2 separate regions of the Homo sapiens genome follow, and region 1 is linked to region 2. Evidence: chromatin loops called from intact Hi-C (ENCODE). Cell type or tissue: HCT116. All regions are shown on one strand. Each heading gives the region's core, and the rest is flanking DNA. Links, peaks and the distances in the headings are about the cores only.

Evidence for each region. Hi-C counts contacts between places; a loop is a spot of excess contacts. Peaks named below come from ENCODE experiments on the same cell type or tissue, not always from the same donor. Only the 100,000 strongest peaks of a DNase experiment are listed, where the experiment ranks them.
Region 1: a loop joins it to region 2, with 7 times the contacts of the local background. A loop is called at or near these places in 35 of 110 quality-filtered maps.

Annotation. Positions count from the first base shown.
Region 1 is chr2:64,555,701-64,566,497 of GRCh38, forward strand. All of the region lies in intron 2 of AFTPH (aftiphilin), which reads left to right. It overlaps LOC105374773 (a long non-coding RNA gene), which reads right to left. Exons shown (of 7, transcript XR_007086343.1): 5 at 1,752-6,543. Among named protein-coding and RNA genes, the nearest start is that of MIR4434, 36 kb to the left of the region's middle. In HCT116, for the core only: a CTCF peak has its summit at 6,616; a DNase peak (open chromatin) is centred at 6,611.
Region 2 is chr2:64,044,813-64,055,609 of GRCh38, forward strand. No RefSeq gene overlaps it. Among named protein-coding and RNA genes, the nearest start is that of VPS54, 31 kb to the left of the region's middle. In HCT116, for the core only: a CTCF peak has its summit at 5,076 (motif pointing right); a DNase peak (open chromatin) is centred at 5,079.

The sequences.
Region 1 (10,797 bases), core at 4,183-8,182, 510 kb after region 2:
GGAGGAGGCCAGAAGAAGTTTGGGAAGAAAGTTGAAGTAGTGAAATGGATAAACCCTGCTGAGTAAGTGACTGAGTCAGAAGTGGAGAAAGATTGAACAAAGACTCTCGTTCTTACCCTGCTGTTGTGAAAGAGAATTGCGGCTGGCACTTTATTTCTTGGGCTTCAGATTCTGCTAGAAGAGTGCATTAATTTAGCCCTTTTGGAGAGGATTAGATTTATTAGTATTTTTCTTAAAATGTTTTCCCTAGTTGCTCCGGACAGTGTTTGGAACAGCACGAATTCCTCACTTTTTTTTTTTTTTTGGAGACAGAATCTTGCTCTGTCACCCAGGCTGGAGTGCAGTGGCACGATCTCAGCTCACTGCAGCCTCCGCCTCCCGGGTTCAAGCAGTTCTCCTGCCTCAGCCTCCCTAGTAGCTGGGACTACAGGCCCATGCCACCACGCCCGGCTAATTTTTGTACTTTTATTGGAGATGAAGTGTCACCATATTGGCCAGGCTGGTCTCGAACTCCTGACCTCAGGTGATCCACCCGGCTCGGCCTCCCAAAGTGCTGGGATTACAGGCGTGAGCCACCGTGCCTAGCCTCCTCACATATTAATAACAGTAAGCATTAAGTTTTTTAGTGGTAAAAGTTGAAATGATTTATTTCTGTTCAATCTTACCCGGATGCCACAAGTGTCCTGAACAAAATGCCATCAAGTGGTTTTGTCCGAATTTTGCTTTGACAGAACGTGTTTTAGAATTCAGAGCTTAATTAAACAAACATGGCAATTTGATTTAATTTGTTTGATTAAACAAGCATGGAAAACAAATCTTTGTTTTGTGAAGTCAGACAAATGGTATAGTTGGTCATTTCAGATTTCTTCCACTTTTCACTATTTGGTATGTGACATTGTCCAGGTCCCCATTTCTTAGCACTTTCCTGTTTTTAGCCCACCAAAAAGATATCTTAAAATGTTAATAAATATGTCTTCGTTGGGGTTAGTGCAATAATTTGTTACTTAGGTAGCGAAAAGTCAAGCAAGAATTCTTGCAAAATTAAAAAAATGTTCGTAGTCTAATTCTCAGCTGTGGGTCCAGCCAGTCTCAGAGGGTTCAAGCTTTGATGTAAAAGCCATATATGAACATTATTGAGAAATAGATATCTTGTCCCTTCGGTGAATAATTTTTTCTGAGAACCTGAAGTTTAGTATATTTCATTCTTTTGTTAACATTTGTATAAATTGTAGAGAAGGTAAGTAGTGGTATCTCCATTATACGAATGAGAACGAGGTCTTCACTTTTTGGCTAAAGATTTAAAACAACAAAATGCAACAACAACAACAAAACCTTCCTTACATTTCAAAGCAGTCCTTTTTTATGAGTGTTATTTTAACAATTTTTTTTTCTGTCCTGGGAAGCCAGGAAATTTTTTTTTAACTTTTTTGTTTCAGAAAGAAATCTTGATTGAAATAACCAAAATGCCTTGTTTGATAGCTACATGATAAAAGAGGTAATGAATGTCATAAGCACTGCATTTACCCCTGAGCTTTTGTAAAATTTTAAAATATTGTTCTGGATATCATTTAGAAATTTAGGTAATTGGTAAGTAATCTGTTTATATTAATTGGGTATAGAAAAGGAGGCTATGAGTTATTTTTTATTAGACATCCAATTGATAATGCTACAGGGAAAATGCTGTTAGCTGAAGATTTGTTTTGAGAGCTTTGAAAGTCAAGTGCCACCAAAAAGAAGAGAATTACTAATACCTTGGCTTGTGTTAGTTCAAGATTAAGTTACTGGTTTGTTTTGTTTTTGAGACGGAATCTTGCTCTGTCGCCCAGGCTGGAGTGCAGGTGCAATCTCGGCTCACTGCAGCCTATGCCTCCTGAGTTCAAGCGAGTCTCGTGCCTCAGCCTCCCAAGTAGCTGTGATTACAGGCATAGAAACTCAGTGTTCTTAAACTGAATATAACCAGTCCTACCTTTTCATCTTCACTTATTTAGTCATCTAGCTAATATTTATGCAGGTTTTCCATCCTGTGAACACTGGAACATACAACTGAAAACAGAAGTAAGCAACAAAATAAGAGAATTAAGATGTAAGACTTTAGCTTTCCTTATAGATCTTTCCTTATTTAACTATTTCGATAGAATTTCCTTTTGCTATTTTTTCCTCAGAAAATTTGACTATCTGGTGTTTAATTTCAAAATAGAAATGCTTTATTAGATTTATTCAGAAACTGTACAGAAGGGAAAAATCATGTTTAGATCTGGTGAATATTACAGCTGGTCACTCTTTATACAGCTTGAAATTGGGGATTGGTAAGTATACAGTTGTAGATTGTACTTGATAGCTTACTTAATATTTAATGGTGCTGCAGCATAAGATATCCTCTTAAATGGAAGATTAAATTACCCAGTGGATTTTAATGTTTCTTCTAAACTTCTACTTGAGTGTGAAACCTAATGTTATCAATATTAAAACTATTGATATTAATCAACTCCTGTCCCTAAGCAAGAAAGGAAAACTAACTGGAAATAAGTTGAAGGAATATCAAGAGTTACCTTAAATATAAAATACTTAAGTCATTACTTAATATCCTTGATAGGGTCTTGGAAACTGCAACTTTAAGTGAAAGGACATATAACAAAACCAATTTTACCATAGGCTAACTGATATAAACAAGAGTTAAGTTTCTATGGCATCTTTCTGGTCACAGAAACATCACTGAACCTCTAAATAAAGACACAAAGCACTTCTAATATTAAACATTGAAATAAATGTGAGCTATGCTCACATTTAAGAAAGATTACAAAGAACAAGAAACATAATTACTTACCCAGTTTTTGGTGAATCAGTGAGTGACATCACTCATAGTGGTGCTGGGTAAAATCAAGGGATAAACGTTTGCAAAGCAAAAATGATCTAAGGAGCACCTCCTACCACCATACAATTCAAAAACAATCACAAATCTGGCAGGCTCACTGGGCACTTTCATACTGCATAATTTATTGCTGTGCATTTGTATGATTATTGTAGACTTCACGAATGTTTACTTTGTAATTTATTCTTTTTGCAATCTACTTATTCCAGCTCAGGGTCATCAGTGGCCGAAGCCTATCCCTCCAGCTCAGGGTACAAGGCTGAAACTATTCCTGGCCTGAATGCCATTCCATTGCAGGGCACACTCACACACACATACCAGCACTTACTCAGACTGGAACAATTTAGACAATCTAATGTACACATCTTTAGGATCTATAAGGAAACTGGCATACCCAGAAAAAAAACCCAGGTGGACATACGGAAAATGTGCAAACTCCACACAGGTAGTGGCTGCAGCCAGGAATCAGTTGTTTTTCTCATCAACATTACAACAAAATGACATTATTCAAGGACCTGCTGTCCTTTAAAGGAGATAGGCATTTGAATGGCATAAGAACCAGAGTCTGGGGTCCTGTGTACACCTCTCTGGAAAGCTAAATGAGACTTGCAATACACTTAATCTCTTTATGCCCAGATGTAGTCATTTATAAAATAGAGGTGTATTAGAGTTCTCCAGATAAACAGAACCAATAGGGTATGTGTGGAGGTTAGGGAGGGAAGGATGGGGAGGGGAAGTAGAAGTGGAGGTAGTAGAGAGAGAGAGATTGATTATTGGAAATTGAGAAGTTCCAAAAGCCACAGTGCATAAGCTGGAGACCCAAGAGCTGATGGTGTAGTTCCAGTCTGAGTCCAAAGCCCTAAGAACCAGGAGAGCAGTGGTGTAAGTTCCAGCCCAGGAGCCAGCAGGCTTAAGATCTAAGAAGAGCTGATTTTTTAGCTCAAGTCCAACTGAAGTACCAACTCAAAATCAGGCAGAAGTTCCTTAGCATTTTTGTTCTATTCAGGTCTTCAGCTGATTGGATGAGGCCTACCCACATTAGGGAGGGCAATCTGCTTTAGTCAGATTACCAATTCAAATCTTAATCTCATCTAGAAACACCCTCACAGGTACTCCCAGAATAACATGTTTTCGCGTTCTTTGGTTTGTTTTTGAGACAGGGTCCCATTCCGTTGCCCAGCCTGGAGTGTAGTGGCATGGTCTCTGCTCACTGCAGCCTTCACCTCTTGGTTTCAAGCAGTCCTCCCACCTCAGCCTCTCTAGTAGCTGAGACTACAGGTGTGTGCGACCACACCTGGCTAATTTTTGTATTTTTTATAGAAATGGGATTTTGCCATGTTGCCCAGATGGTCTCCAACTCCTGGGCTCAAGCAATCTGCCTGCCTCTGCCTCCTAGAGTGCTGGGATTATAGGCATGAGCCACCATGCTCCGCCCCAGAATAATGTTTGACCAAATGTCTGGGCACCCCATGGCCCAGTCAAGTTGACACATAAATTTAACCATCACAAGAGGGAACACCTTACATCCATATATAGCTTTCAGGATTTATGGAAGACTGGAACCTGTTTGTGACTAAAACGTGCCAGTCGAGAAGCTCTGCATTAGATTAAATGGCTTACTTGCACCAGTGGATAAAGTGAAATGGCTGCTTATATACCCTGGGACTTTCTTCCACTACCCCGAGACATAAAGACATGACAGAACTAGGAATGAGTAAAAGTTGTCAATTCATACATGAAGCTTTGCCCCACTGATGAATTAAACCATTGGGTAATCATTTTTTGCTTTTCCAGAAACCAAATCTGGTTTAAAAAATAATAATAATTATAAAGACATTCAAGGTAATGAAGGACCCTGATAGGAAAATGAATATACAAGAAATGAGAAAATTGGGAAAGAGGGAAAAGCTAAAAAAGCAAATGTACCTTTGAAGATGTGGTGTAGCCAAGGATGCATACGACTTTCCTGAGCCCTTTCTCCATAAAATGTGTTTTTTGGTTAACAGGAAGTAATAGGGAGGGGCCGGGCATGGTGGCTCATGCCTGTAATCCCAGCACTTTGGGAGGCCAAGGCGGATGGATCACTTGAGGTCAGGAGTTTGAGACCAGCCTGGCCAACATGGTGAAACCCCATCTCTACTAAAACTACAAAAGTTAGCTAGGCATGGTGGTGTGCGGCTGTAATTTGAGCTATTCGGGAGGCTGAGGCAGGAGAATCACTTGAACCCAGGAGACGAAGGTTGCAGTGACCCGAGATCGTACCACTGCACTCCATCCTGAGTGACAGAGCGAAACTCCATCTTGGGGGAGGAAAAAAAAGAAAGTAATAGGGAGGCAAATCAGAATTTGTGTGGGAGTACCCCCTAGTTCTGGCTCTTGTTAGTATACTCAACCTGTCAGGCTATTCTGAGAGCGAAAGCTCCTGCTTTGGGCTAGTTTCCATTCAGAATGGTTTTTGATAGGTATGAACTAGTCTAAGCACAAGTATACTTCTGTGTAAGTAGCATAGCTCCTCTACTTGGCTTCATAGCATTGGACATTAATAGAGAAAATGAAAAAGGAGGGTATGGTACCTGCCTTGAATAGCATTTGATTTTTAATCCTACATTTATCAGAGCCCCAGTTTTTAAAATGTTTAATAGCCAGATGTGCTGTTTGCCAGGCTTAGAAGTTGGTACTTCTGTGAATGAAAAGGTGTGACTGAGTCACATAAACTGGTATTCAGCTAGCCAGTCATCAGTTTATTCCATATTCAAGGGAAAACCAAGGACTGTTTTTCCTCTTTATACTTTGAAGATGATGGCATTTAAAATTCAAGTAATTGGGGCTGGGTGTGGTGGCCCACATGTGAAATCCTAGTGCTTTGGGAGGCCAAGGCAGGAGGATTGCTTGAAAGGAGGAGTTCAAGACCAGCCTTGGCAACATAGTGAGACGCCATCTCTACAAAAAATAAAAAATAAAAATTAGCCAGGCCTGGTGGTGTTCACCTGTGGTCCTAGCTACCCAGGAGGTTGTGACAGGATCACTCGAGCCCAGAAGTTCAAGGCTGCAGTGAGCTGTGATGGCACCACTGCGCTGAAGCCTGAATGAGCGAGTGAGACCATCTCTTAAAAAGAAAAAAAAAATCAAGTAATTGCTGTAACTATTATTTTGATTTGACGTTTAGTATTGTAACATCAGCTAAATATTTAGTATGCTAAGTGTGCATTTATTTGTTACCTTCATATTCAGAATGCAGCACTGACTCTTTAGTAAGAATTAACAACTAACTTTGTTGAAAACAATGAATTGTAGTGTTAGATGAAATCATTTGCTTTAAGCATAGTTATCACCGCACCATTTAACAGGTAAATCCCTTATCTAATTATGGCTAGAAATGTTTGAAAGACCACAAAATGTGGGGAAAAACATGATTTAGTGAAAAGAATGTAGGCTTTGGAGTCAGACTTTGGATCAAATATCTGCTGTGTACTATACCACCAGTAAGGCTATGGTACTTACCTGAATCTTCCTGAACTATAGTTTCTTCATCTGTAATATGAAGACAGTAATACTTCTGGAGTTTCTTTTAGAAGATTCATGGAGTAATACATGTAGAGCGTCAAGCATAATATGGTATATGGGAGACAAGATTTGGCTATTTTATGTCTTGTAATTATTTAAATATGCCCAACCTGTGTATAAAAATGATTTAGATGGCTTACAGTAAGATATACTTTTATAAGTAGAACAATTATGCCCCCTGCAGTCCTAAATGAAGGCGAAGTGCTTTTTTTTTTTTTTTTAATCTGGTGCACATTAATACCAACTATGTGCAGGAACCCAGGTACTGGAAATTCAAGAAAAAGACATAGTCCCTGCCCTCAAAGCTCTTGCAATTTTTAGAAATTGAACTTAGAACTGCTTTGATGACAACATAATATAGTGGTTAAGAGCACCTACACTGAAACTATACTTCCTGGGTAGGAACTCAGCCTCTCCACTTAATATTCATGTGACCACAGGGAAGTTAACCTCTTTCTGCTCTGCTTTTCTCATCCAGGAAATGGAGATGATATTATTACCTCCCTCATATGGTTCTTTTGAAACTTAAATGAGCTAAACTTTGTAAAGCATTTAGAATAATGTCTGCCACATGGTGGGCACTATGTGAGCATTAAATGAAAATTATGTTACATGATAGCAAGCTTTTGCAGCTTCTGAGTAGGTTTCAGAGTACATCTTTTGATCTTTTGCTGAATTTAGGCTCCCACTTTCCTGAACTGGGTTAAAATGATATTGTTTGCTTTACTTATACTGCCTTACGTGCCTAAGGAAACTAGAGCTCAGCCAGTGTCACTTCACCAATTCTAAATAATAAAGTATCTATTTTTTGGAATTTTACATCTAATTCAAGTCCACACGTACTGTAATATGTTAGTAAATGTCACTGTTTGATGCAACCTTTTTCTGCATTAATCTGCTACAGGGAGTTTGAAGATTTGTGTTGTGCCCCCACCTAATCAAAACCAGTAGATTTCCCATTATGGCTGCATATACTCTGTATTGAAATAGGAGTTCACATAAGCAGAGTAATATAAGCAAAGTTCCTTTGTACTCATAAGAAGAAATCCAAGTTTAATATTTTACTTTAACTAGAGTTTTGATGTGATACTGAATTTTACTACTGATTTATTTGCATATGTTAAACTATCCTTGGCTGATGTTGAGAGGATGATTGTATTGTAAAACAGATGAAAATAATATATGTACCCCCAAAAAATTTTTGAAAAACAAATTTGAAACCTTTGCCACTCTCACAGTTTTGATACACCTTTTATCCCAAGTGCTCAAATTTTATGTTCAAAATAGCAATGATTTCTTTAAAAAATTAGTGTCTGATCACAATCTGTTTGGGAAAATCTATTTCCTGAAAAAAACCTGTCTGGTCATAAGAGAAACTGTTCTTGTGGTAGGTTATTTTAACTTCTCTTCTTCTGAGTATTACATTAGTTATATTCTTGTAACTGTTCTACTTACCAAGTTATTTGGACTATGTTACATCACATTTTTGAATGTTTAACTTTATTGTGCTTCTTGGAAAGCAAAGTACTCTTTTTGAGATGGAGTCTTGCACCTCTGCCTCCCAGGTTCAAGTGATTCTCTTTGCCTGGGCCTCCCCAAGTAGCTGGGATTACAGGCACCAGCCACCACGCCCAGCTAATTTTTTTGTACTTTTAGTAGAGACACGGTTTCACAATGTTGGTCAGGCTGGTCTCGAACTCCTGACCTTGTGATCTGCCTGCCTCGGCCTCCCAAAGTGCTGGAATTACAGGCATGAGCCACCGCGCCCAGCTGAGAAGCAAAGTATTCTTAATGCCTAATGTGTGGTTTATACATTTTGTGTTTCATAATGCAATCAAGATTTAAGTCATAATGCCTGTAAGCCAACCACCAATATCCAAAATTTAAACTCTACAAGGAGTAACTATAGCAGGTTTCATTTATATAAGAGACTCTTAAAAATAGATACTCTTAAAAACTAGGTACTTTTTTTTCCCCCAACTCAATAGGATGACCTTGGGAAGGATGCAGAATGCTTAGATTATTTAATTTCTTGTTATATCATAATATGGTAGAAATTGATAAATTGAGATAAGTATTTTCATAGTGATTTAGAATGCTAAATCATGGTAGAGAAACATTCTTAGTGAGCTTTGATTCTAGTTTTGCCATTCATTTATTTCATTCCCTGGCAAGCCCCCTGTGTCTGTATGTATCATTTGTATAATAACAGTAGTAATGATAAAAGCTGCCACCTCTGACACCCTCGGTGCCAAATATTTAATCCTCTGAATTATCATCCACCTCGTGAGGTAGATAGACCCTGATATCTCCAGATTATAAATGCAGAAACTGGGCAGAAATGGTGGTAGACGCCTATAATCCCAGTTACTTGGGAGGCTAAGGCAGCAGAATCGCTTGAACCTGAGAGGCCAAGGTTGCAGTGAGCCGAGATCGCACCACTGCACTCCAGCCTCGGTGACAGAGTAAGACTCCATCTCAAAAAAATAAAAAATAAAAAATAAAATAAATAAATGCAGAAACTGGAGTCTTGGCCCCTGGATCTATAGCCCTCTATTGAAGTGTTATTATACCAGTCATTTACTTACTGGAATTAACTAGTAGTAAGTTAAATTTGGCCTTATTTATTACCCAAAACAAGATAGTGGTGAGAAACTCATTACAGGATGCCCTTACCACCAAACTGGTCTTATGGAAATTGATACACTTTTTTTTTTTTTTTAAGACCAAGTCTTGCTCTGTCACCCAGGCTGGACTACAGTGGCATGATCTCAGCTCACTGCCACCTCCACCTCTCCTGGTTCAAGTGATTCTCATGCCTCAACCTCCTGAGTAGCTGGGACTACAGGCGTGCGCCACCATGCCCTGCTAATTTTTGTATTTTTAGTAGAGACGGGGTTTCACCATGTTGGCCAGGCTGGTTTCAAACTCCTGAGCTCAAGCAATCCACCCGCCTCGGCTTCCCAAAGTGCTGGGATTACAGGCGTGAGACACTGCACCTGGCTGGAAATTGATACACTTTTAAAAATAAAATGTCAGAGTAAATTTAATAAAAATATTTGGGCTGGGCGCAGTGGCTCACACCTGTAACCCCAGCACTTTGGGAGACCGAGGTGGGTGGATCACGAGGTCAGGAGATGGAGACCATCCTGGCTAACATGGTGAAACACCGTCTACTAAAAATACAAAAAATTAGCTGGGCGCGGTGGTGGGCACCTGTAGTCCCAGCTACTCGGGAGGCTGAGGCAGGAGAATGACGTGAACCTGGGAGGCAGAGCTTGCAGTGAGCCGAGATTGCACCACTAAACTCCAACCTGGGTGACAGAGCGAGACTCTATCTCAAAAAAAAAAAAAAAAAAAGCCTTTGTTCATTCTATTAGTTGCTGAATTGTTGAGGAGTTTCCCTCCCTGTGTTGGGCAATGCTGTTAGTGGATTCTGGTTATTTATTATTTACTGCTCTACCTCAAGGGGCAAACCATGACCCACAGGACAAATCTACTGCCTGTTTTTGTAAATAAGTTTCACTGGAACATACCCATGCTTATTCCTTTACATATGGCCTACAAGGCCTAACATATTTACTGTCTGGCTCTCTATAGAAAAGATTGCTAATCTCCTGCTCTATCTTATTCAACGTAAGATTTGAAGCAATCTAATGTAATATCTGATCCTAAACATATATGAAACTTTCTTTAGAAATTTCCATTCAACTTACATCCTTTTTTGCCTCAGCTTCATTCCACTCATTTGAGAATTTTACTGGTGTCTTGACACCTGGCAGTTATGTGTAACATTGCCCAAGTGGTTGGATGTGTTTTAGGGTCATTTCTTTCTTCCTGTGGTAAACATTTTTTTCCTATCCCATTAAAAAGATAACAAAGAGGATACAAGAAAGATTTAATTTACAGAGAAATAAAATTTGGCCATGTTAGTTTTTTGTTTACCTTCCCTGCCCAGGAGGAGCCAATCATGTATCCAATTAGGTGGTTATCTGATCCCTTTGAAAATAATGTCTGTCCGTTCTCTCTGTTGAGGCAAGTGAGAGCAAGGGCCCCTTGATGCACTCAAGTTTCACAGGCCTTGGGATCTTGAGGCTACCCTTTACTTAGGGTTCATAATTGATAGTGAGAACCTTTTCCAATATCACACACATGAATATAATTATGATGTGAGAATAACTTTTGTAGAATTACAAAAGAGTACCCTAAGACTAATTATGCAGTGTTAAGTTTTTGCTCTGATACAGCTTCCAAAAGAGATTTGGGTTCAGAAAATGTTATGAAATTTTTTTTTTTAATTTTCCTGGGTGCTCACTACACTACAAAACAGAAATCAAGCATCAACTTGTTTTTGTTACTTGGCA
Region 2 (10,797 bases), core at 3,399-7,398:
GGCAAAATTGGACAGAGGCAGAAGTTGGGCTGTGGTGCAGTTTCAACTAATGTTTCAGCTGACCCCATAGAGAGCCCCTTTTTTTGTTTGTTTTTTGAGACAGGGTCTCACTCTGTCATCCAGGCTACAGTGTAGTGGTGCAATCACAGCTCACTGCAGCCTCGACTTCCCAAGAGCCCATGTTTTTAAGACCTTTCATACCCTGCACTCTGCCACGATGGTACGCTGTTTATTTTTATTTATTATTATTATTGAAAGGGAGTCTTGCTCTGTCACCCAGGCTGAAGTGCAGTGGCATGATCTCAGCTCACTGCAACCTCTGTCACCTGGATTCAATCAATTCTCCTGCCTCAGCCTCCCAAGTAGTTGAGATTACAAGTGCCTGCCACCATGCCTGGCTAATTTTTGTATTCCGGTAGAGATGGGGTTTCACCATGTTGGTCAGGCTGGTCCCAAAATCCTGACCTCAAATGATCTGCCCGCCTTGGCCTCCCAAAGTGCTGGGATTACAGACGTGAGCGACCATGCCCGGCCATGTACACTGTTTGTATATAACATATTAGCACTAGATGCTGATGATGAAAGCTAGCTGAAGTCAACCAGCCGTGTCATTTTGACTTCTGGTTGTTTAGTGCCTCTTTGGTGGTAGATGGTGCTTGCTGGTAGGCATTACCATGTAATCTTCATGCCCACTTTGTGCCTATTCACATATACCCATCCTTCCCCAGACTTTCTTGTTCCTGATCTGCCAAGCTTTCTCTTCTAGGTCCTGAGGAGCTTGGTTTTAGAAATCAGATAATCCATTATCTGCTAGGATGGTTTAAATAAAAGAAGCTTGTATTAAAACTCTCCATAATATATTTGACTTTTTTTTTTTTGAGACGGAGTTTCATTCTTGTTGCCCAAGCTGGAGTGCAATGGTGCGATCTCAGTTCACTGCAACCTCTAACTCCTAGGTTCAAGCGATTCTCCTGCCTCAGCATCCCAAAGTGCTGGGATTACAGGCGTGAGCCACCGCACCCGGCCTATATTTGACTTTTTTAAAAGCCGAACTATACTATAAAGAATGTTTTCAAAAGAACCAGCCAAATTAAAATTATAGAAGGTTTTTTGTTACCTTTAGATTCATGTTTTAATATTCATGGTGAACTATCTTTTCTACTAAAGCCCTTAGACAACTGGCAGTAGCAATTTTCACTGTCTAGAAGGTGGCTTCTCCAACTCAATGTGCATAAGAAGCACCTGGAGCTCTTGTTGAAATGCAGATTAAGATTCAGTTGCTCTGGGCTGAAGCCCAAGACTGTGCATTTCTATTAGGCTGGTGCAAAAGTAATTGCGGTTTTGATGGCAAAAACCACAATAACTTTTGCACCAACCTAATAACAAGCTTCCAGGTGGTGCTGGCGCAGCTGGTCTGCAAACCACACTTTGAATGGCCAAGTTCTGTGGCCTCTTGTCCTTCCCTGCTAGCTGGAAATTCACCTTATAACAAATTCAAACCCACTTTGGTCCTTTGGGCTAAAACCGATCCAAGATTTAAGATGTTCAAATTGGGATGGTTAACTGATCCCATTACATGTTCTGCCCTGCAAGTTAGAATGCGGACTTAAATGAAAAATTAAACTATAGTCAAGATTTTAAAAACAGTTGAGGCTGGGCAAGGTGGCTCATGCCTATAATCCCAGCACTTTGGGAGGCCAAGGCAGGTGGATCACCTGAGGTCAGGAGTTCGAGAGCATCCTGGCCAACATGGCGAAACCCATCTCTACTAAAAATACAAAAATTAGCTGGGCATGGTGGCAGGCACCTGTAATCCCAGCTACTTGGGAGGCTGAGGCAGGAGAATCACTTGAATCTGGGAGGTGGATGTTGCAGTGAGCCAAGATCGCACCATTGCACTCTAGCCTGGGAGACAAGAGCGAAACTGTGTCTCAAAAAAAAAAAAAAAAAAAAAAAAATTGAAAATGTGACCCACACTCTCCATATTCATTCATACTCTCTATGTCCTTTGATTTAACCAGTATTCTTGTCATACCTTAATCTCTTCTTAATGAATAAGATTTAAAAAGATGTATCGATGGAAATAATGTGTTAAACAACTTATCTGTTGACATAGCAAATAAGTAGAATTATTTTAGAAAGCTATTTAGTAATCTGTATCAAGATGTTGTTTTTTTACACCAGAATTGTTTCAATGTTTGTTTTACCCCATATTCTCATTCTTGATAATTTATTATACAAAATTATAATATTTGCTGAGCATTGCCACATGCTCTTCACTGTAATGGATTGTAGATTAACTTGCAGTAAGGAGAAAAGCACTTTCCACAAACATATTTATTTCAGTATGAACTAAAATGAAAAACATAGGAAACTAAACTTCAACAACTAGGTAAATTTTTATATAACAACTCAAAGGAATAATTCAAGACATTAAAAATGTGTAAATTATAAAATTGTGTGTTAAATGAATGCAAATAAAAAACTATAGAAGCAAAAAAAAAAAAAAATGAAAGTTAAAGAGGCAGAATTTTAAATAAAATGTTGCCTTAAAAGTTACTTGAGGCTGGGCACCGTGGCTCATGCCTGTAATCCCAACACTTTGGGAGGCCGAGGCGGGCGGATCACAAGGTCAGGAGTTCGAGACCAGCCTGGGCAACATGGTGAAACCCTGTCTCTATTAAAAATACAAAAATTAGCCAGGTGTGGTGGCAGGCGGCTGTAATCCCAGCTACTCGGGAGGTTGAGGCAGGAGAATCGCTTGAAACTGGAAGGCGGAGGTTGCAGTGAGCTGAGATCGCGCCATTGCACTCCACTCTGGGTGACAAGAGTGAGATTCCACCTCAAAAAAAAAAAAGTTATTTGAAAAACTACACACACACACACACACACACAAATGTGTAGAAGGATCAGATAATACAAGGCTTCATTTCATTTCTTTGGCTGTTGAGGCAACTTTTAAAAAGCCTTCTCTTACACCAACAAAAATATTCTTGTCCTTTCCTGCTTTCATAGCCTACATCTTCCTGTTTGTGAATACAGGTAGGAGATGTTGGAGTGGCAATCTGGGGCTCTCCCGTGGTTTACAGTGAAGAAAATAACTCAGTTTCATCAAGAGGCTGGCAAATGTTTTGCAGATATTTTACAATTGTATCAACCATAACAATGCCACAGATTCTACAAGGCTAAAAACCAGGCAGCAAGGCATTTGTCTTTCGGCTATTTTTGCTTAGAAGTTATTGGTGTTTGGCCTTATTTTCTTATATTGTAAACTTTTTGGATATTGGATATTTAGTTGTAAATGTCAGCTTGTTTATATTTGAGTTTACTCAACATTGGAATCCCTAAGGAATTCTTGAAGTTTGATAAATTCCCAGATACAACGGCACAATTCAGGGAGAGGAGTTTAGAGTCGTGAGTACCCTTTGCAGGAAGATAATGGTAAGCAAAACCTACTCTTAAAAGTTGTGTTGGGGGGTAGACCACAGTAGCTGATGGATGGTGAATGGTCTCAGGGTGGGAGTGGAGAATGGAGAAGGAAGAGGAGGCTCTGGGGCATAAAATGATGGGCCCTATACTAGCACCTCATTCTTGCTTTTACAGGGGAGGGAAAGACTTTTCCTCTACCCTCCTAGGTTTAAAATTTGAGTCTGTGAAACAAACTGACAATACGCAGATTAACCGGAGAAAAGGTATACAAATTTATTGCATGGATGGGGCATCACAAGAGAAAAAAAAATGAATACCCAAAAAAGTGGTGAGATTTGGGAGCTTATACTGTCTTCGTAGGGGAAAGAAGAAGAGGGATATGGACAACTTAGGAGAGGGTAAATAATTTGGGGGAAAGAATGAGCCCTTAGGGAGATGGAATCGTTTGTAGCAAACTCTTACATTCTATTATAGATGTAATAGAAGTGGTGTCCACTTCTAATCTTCTGTCCTGTTGTAATAGTCAATCTTCCTGGTTGATTAACCTACCAGAGAGGGGAATTAATGACAACTGAGTTCATTTTGGAGGATCTGTCTTCAGGCAGGTAAGGGAGAGTTCAGAGAAAGCCTCTCCCTGCATTTGCTGTCTTTCAAGTGTCTTCAGCTTCAAATAATTAGTATACCAAAGTAGCATATTTTGGGGTGGCATGTCCCAAATGCCTTTGCTTTCTTTTTTCTGAGTTTGGGAAATGTTCTTCCTTTTCTTGGGCACACTGTCCCCACCAAAGACAGAACAAACAAACAATTCAAGCTTTTATGCAATGAGATAGACACTGTGCTAGGCCTGCTCCCATTTTTGGCCTCCTGCAAAAATCCCAAGGAGCAACCTGGGAATATTTTTTTTTTTTTTTTTTTTAAGATGGAGTTTCGCTCTTGTTGCCCAGGCTGGAGTGCAATGGTGCGATCTCAGCTCACTGCAACCTCCACCTCCCAGGTTCAAGCAATTCTGCCTCAGCCTCCCAAGTAGCTGGGCCTACAGGCATGCGCCACCACACCTGGCTAATTTTTGTATTTTTAGTAGAGACGGGGTTTCTCCATGTTGGCCAGGGTGGTCTCAAACTCCTGACCTCAGGTGATCCGCCTGCCTCGGCTTCCCAAAGTGCTGGGATTACAGGCATGGGCCACTGCGCCCGGCTGCAATTTGGGATTTTTGTAGGAAATCAGGAACAAGGCTCAGGAATGCTGTCCTGAAAATGATCAAATCCTTTCACCTGCCTGTCTTGCTAGGGGCGTGGAGAATACATAAAGGTACACAGAACTAGAAGGATGGAGGAAATAATGAGGCTGTCATGGGAGATTTCCTAAAGGTTACTATGAATTAGCTAATTTGTGATACCTTGTTGCTAATTGCTGAAGAGAGGCTGCTCTTTTATTCAGAGTTATGGCTATGCCAGTTCCTTCTGGGCACTATTCATATGCATGAGTTTGCCTCTTGTTCTACATCAGTGCCTCCTGGTTTGCCCTCCTCTTTACACTCTTGACATGCAGAGGTGAAGGCAAGTGTGGTTGTGCTTTCGTTAATTTTGTATGGGAGGAAGTGGTTGTTCAGTGACCTTGGAAAAGCCCAGTGCTGATGTTTTACAGCAGGTGGCAGCCTTTCCCTGGGAGAGAAGACAGAGCTAGTCTGATCTAATGCAAAATTGTTTAGGGTTTTATTGCTTTTCCTTGATAGACGTGTCAAGTGATTACCTGACCCTGAAGTTGAAATTGGCTTTATCACAGAGGGAAGAGAAGCAGAGATCCTAAGCCCTGGAAAAGGGAGTGTAAACTCACTTCTGGGGCTCAATCCCACAGCTGCTGCCTCTGAAGAAACTGGTGGCTGCCCTCAGGGAGTCTGGTCAAGTTCAGACACCACATGGCATCTCTGAGCAAGGGCCCACAGAGAGACACGGATTGGAGCAGGGAGACACAGATTGAAGCAGATCAACAATTATCCTGCTGTATTTTGTGAAGGAGGGCATTTGATAGCAGAAGTACCCCCCTTTCCATTCCAGATGTGTAAAGCAGCCTTTTTTTTTTTTTTTTTTTTTGAGATGGAGTCTTGCTCTGTCACCCAGGCTGGAATGCCATGGCGCAATCTTGGCTCACTGCAAGCTCCACCTCCCGGGTTCACGCCATCCTCCTGCCTCAGCCTCCCAATGTAGCTGGGACTACAGGCGCCCACCACCATGCCCGGCTAATTTTTTTGTATTTTTAGTAGAGATGGGGTTTCACCGTGTTAGCCAGGATGGTCTTGATCTCCTGACCTCGTGATCCGCCCGCCTCAGGCTCCCAAAGTGCTGGGACTACAGGCTTGAACCACTGCGCCTGGCCGCAGCCTTTTAAACTAATCTGCCAAATGGTTTTCTTAAGGTTATTCAGTTACTTGCATTCAAATTTGCAAAGTGCTTAATAAAAGGAAAGGCAGACTTGGTGGAGAAGCTTGATGCTGGAAATACATCCAATTTGTTTCTGAATTCTTTTTTGTCTTTTTTAATTTTTTGTTAATTTTAATTTTTTTGAGACAAGGTCACACTCTGTCACCCAGGCTGCAGTGCAGTGGCATGATCTTGGCTCATTGCAACCTTCGCCTTCCAGGTTCAAGTGATTCTCGTGCCTCAGCCTCCCAAGTAACTGGGACTACAGGCGCTCACCACCATGCCCATAGGAGTTTTCTGTATTTTTATTAGAGACGGGGTTTCACCATGTTGGTCAGGCTGGTCTTGAACTCCTGACCTCAAGAGATCCACTTGCCTCGGCCTCCCAAAGTGTTGGGATTACAGGTATAAGCCACTGTGCCAGGTCTGTTTCTGATTTCTTAATGGTAGGATTGTATGTATAATTTATCAATAAAGTGCTATGTAGAAAACATTATTCAAAACTTAGCGTAAATGAGTAGAGATTGACCGAAGTCCCTATAGATGAATCTACTTTATGCCTAAAGGAAATATGGGTGATTAGACAGGGATAGGAGCAGACAGAAATCAAGGGACTAGGTGGGACTATTGAAATTAATTAAAATTGAAATGAAAAATTCAGTTCCTAAGTTGCACTAGCCACATTTCAAGAGCTCAACAGCCACATGTGACTAGCGTCTACCATGTTGGACAGCACGGATAATTGACCATTTTTATCATCACAGAAACTGCTACCAGATAGCAGTGGACTAGAAGAAAAAAACAGGGAGTGTGGCCAAGTGAAAAGGTGAGTAGTTAAGAACAAACCCTCCCTGTAATGCTAATTATTGAAATACTAATTCCTAAGTGTGGCAGGAGTTTCAAATAGAGTATCTCATATAATCCTCATACTGATCCACAACCACAGTAACGCTGCTGACATTTGTTGAAACCTTTTTACTACTGCAGGCCAGGCACTAAAAACTCTGTTGAACTGTTTGGGCTCGGAAAACAATACCCTAAAACAAAGACCTCAGAAAGCAACCTCAGAAACAGAAGTTTTTCTTTGACCTTCTCCTGCCCTCCTGTCTCTTAATCCTTTCTCCACTGAGGCCAGCCGCAGAAACTAGAATCCCTCTTCCCGAAGGTGGGTCATAGAAACCAGAACCCCTTTACCCAAAGCTAGTCATAAAACCTACAATTTTACTCTAACTTTCCCTCCACCTTTCTGTATAAAAACTGGCCATGAAGAAATTATCTGACCTCCCTTATTTGACTGTAGGACATAAGACCCTGGTTCCAGAGAGGGTCCTGTCCCACACCCAGAAGGAAGGAATGCGTGCTCAGAGACGCCAAGAAGAATCTAGACGGACAGGCCTTGCTGGGTTTCCCCACTCCGGCCATTAGATCTTACCCTTTTTGTCCAGTCATGTTCCTATACAGCTGGCCATACTTTGTTGAACCTAAGCATAAAAATGACAATTTCCCCTGCGTGTTTTGGTCTTCATTCTGAAGGCTCTTGTGTATTCCCGTTAAATAAATTTGAATGTCTTTTCTCCAATTAGTCTACCTTTTTTGAGTTGGTTTTTCAGCAAACCTTCTGAGGGCCACGAGGAAAGCTCTCCCTTGGCCCCTACGTAACTTGCTGGTCTTTGCAAGAACTCAGTCAAGTTGGTACTATTATTGTTCCTATTTAACAAATGAGGAAACTGTAGCAGAGAGGGACTTTAGTAACTTATCCAAGGTTACCTGGCTTGTAAGGAATAACTGGGACTCAAACCCATGTCTTTCTGGGCTGTAACAATTACAGAGAAAGCAAGCAAGGAAAATACCTAGCACTCTCTTTATGTGAGTCAAATTTGCTTTTAAGCCACTTTTCCCTAAGGCAGGCCCACCTCTTAGATTTTCTGTCACATAATTGTCTTTCTGGCTGAAGAAGAAGGCATTATGCCAATTCTGAGAGAGTAACAATGACCCCCTGTTAGTCAGGATGTGAGCCGCTTCCTTCCCTCTAAAGCAGAGTCTGCTGCTGCACAAGGGAAGTTGGTTTCTCAGAAGCTCACCTTTGTAGACACAAGTCTGTTTGGGTGACATTTTTTAAGTAAAATATTCTTAAGATGAAAATGAAGACTAGAAGTGTACATGGGAGATGCTCTTTTCTCTAGGTGGTGAGATTAAGAAAAACTGTTTTTCTATTCATCCGTATTCTGTAACTTTTCTACATGAATATGTCTAAAAAATTTTTTTTAAAAAATCAAAGCCAGAGACTGCATGGGAAAAAATTGTGCCTTGGCTTTTGTTAATAGGCTTTTGATAAGATAGTAACTACTTTAGTACTAATAGCCAATAAAAATACATTTGGTTGAGTGCTAAATACTTTAAACAATAGCAGGGGAAGTGTGGAATTTAATTATAAGGTTAAAAAGGACACTAAACAATGTCCAGATACTCAGTGCTTCTCTGCAGATGGAGACACAGTTGTTTTGTGTTCATGGCCCTGTCTTTTAAATTTTTTTTATTTTTATTTTTTTGAGATGGAGTCTCGCTCTGTTGCCCAGGCTGGCATGTAATGGCTCCATCTCAGCTCACTGCAACCTCCGCCTCCCAGGTTCAAGCGATTCTCCTGCCTCAGCCTCCTGAGTAGCTGGGATTACAGGCATGTGCCACCACACCCAGCTAATTTTGTATTTTTAGTAGAGATGGGGTTTCTCCATGTTGGTCAGGCTGGTCTTGAACTCCCGACCTCACGTGATCTGCCCGCCTTGGCCTGCCAAAGTGCTGGGATTATTGGCTTAAGGCACCGTGCCCAGCCACGGTCCTGTCTTATGTCGCACAGTTCAAAGTGAGGCACAGGCTGGTAGATAAAAAACAGGGAAAGTCATGAATCACAATATTACTTTTATCATCAATTAGCAACAAATGGTCTCTGAAAACTAATAAACTTGGCATGGGGAAAGAGAGAGGTGATCTTTTCAAGCTACAGTGCATGTTTGTTCTCCCAGGTGAGACTCATTAAGTAGAAGCCATGTTACTGAGAATTTGCAAATATAAGCAGTATGGAGGCAGAAAAAAAAAAAAGAGGCTGAAAACTGGTCAGTGCTTGCTAAGGTTCTTTTCTCCTACAAAATTCTAAGATTTTGTGATCGTTTTAGTTTAGTAGTATGTCTTTATATACTTTTAAAGTTATGTACTCTTAAGTTTCTATACATTTTAAAGCTAGTTTTCCCTAAATTGATGTGCTGCTACAGGGTATCTTAGACTTTTAGTTAAATCTGTAGGTGAGTCCACTATAAAATGCTAGCCAAATGAAATGGTAGCCAAAAACATTTTCAAATACCTAAGTATCCAGAGTGAGTACAGTTTATAGGCTCACTCACTTTAATGGCGAAATAAAGGAATTTTAAGTACAAAAGATAACTCAGAGGAAGAATCAAGTGATAATACAGCACCAAGGAATCAAGAAGTCATCCCCCACCTTCCTCACTTCCCCATCTCTCAGGGTTCCATTTAAAACCAATTCCTGCTTACCTTGGAGTGTAATTTAAGTGGAGTGGCTATAGTATTAAAGCTAAGGAGAAGGAAAAACATGTGAATTACCAGCAGTCATCTGTCTAGGCAGACAGTTGGAGACAAGAAAGAACAAACTGAAAAAGGGCAACAGACTCATGCCACAGGTGGTGCATGCAGGTGCAAGGACTTGGGTCAGACAAGCCCTTCTCAGAAACACAGAGAAATATTCAGCCTTGTTCACTTTCATTCCCTGCAAGAGGACAGACCTGGCAGCCTTAAAAAGGAAGAGTTCTGGAATCAAACCGGGCTCTTTTGTGTTTCCTGTTTGGCTGAAAGCAATTTGAAGTGAACAAAATCCTAAGATCAACTCACTTTAAAAATTGTATATATATATATATATGTACATATATACATTTTATATTGCCTGATTATGCCAAATAATCTGACTTTACCAACTACATTGTCTTTGCAGATGACGCAGAGCTACCTGTTTGTTTTCTCTTTTCTGTGCTTCATTGTTAGATAACTTTCCATTTTGTTTGATGGAAATAACCACGCTAGGGTCACTGATCTGACACTGCAATCTCTTTATTCTTGGTTTTACACTGCACTTCTAGTTTCATAAATGAGGCCGTATTTAGGCTTTGGTTTATGGAATTGAGTTTACAAGGGTATCCTTCACTCTGTTTTATTTCTACCCTCTGGCATCTCATGGATGTGTGCTTTGCTCAAGTGTCCCCAGAGACCCGGAAGAACCAGCTAGATGGATGATCCTTGAGTTGCTAGTTGCACAGATGTTTACATGGATTATCTCAAAAATCAGATGTTGCATCTCATTTATGGGATGAAAAAGCTTCAAGAAAGGAAGATAGGATTTAGATCTTTCCTTTTTTCTTCTTTTGGACTTAAAGTGCAAAGATTTGAGTTAATCGCCTTCCTCAGATCACTGTATGTGATCATCCATGAGAGGACCTTTTTGTTTTATTTTACTTCATTGTTTTCCTCCTTGATTGCCAGCACTGGCAGTCACTCTGATGTATTAATAAGTGTTTGGATATGAGTGTACCCCCAGGTTGTTTTTTCTATAATGCTGCTTTATGAATATATGTGTTAAATCTGTAATGTTCAATGGCTCTCATTCTGTTTCTTGCTTTTTGATGCAATGCTGTTTTTAAGCTCTATTCATGTTCCTTTATGCACAGCTAGCGCATTTCTTCTAACTGCTGCATAAGATTCCATATTATGTGTCATGATCATGTCATGATCATCTGATCCTCTTAACATATCTGTGGCCCCTAGTGGTGGACTCCCAGACTGCCCCGAACTCTCTTGTACCACAAACAATCCTGTGATAGACATGTTTGTGTGTATTTCTTCATGAACCTGTGTGGAGAGGGATTCCTGGATTGTAGGTTGTCAGTGA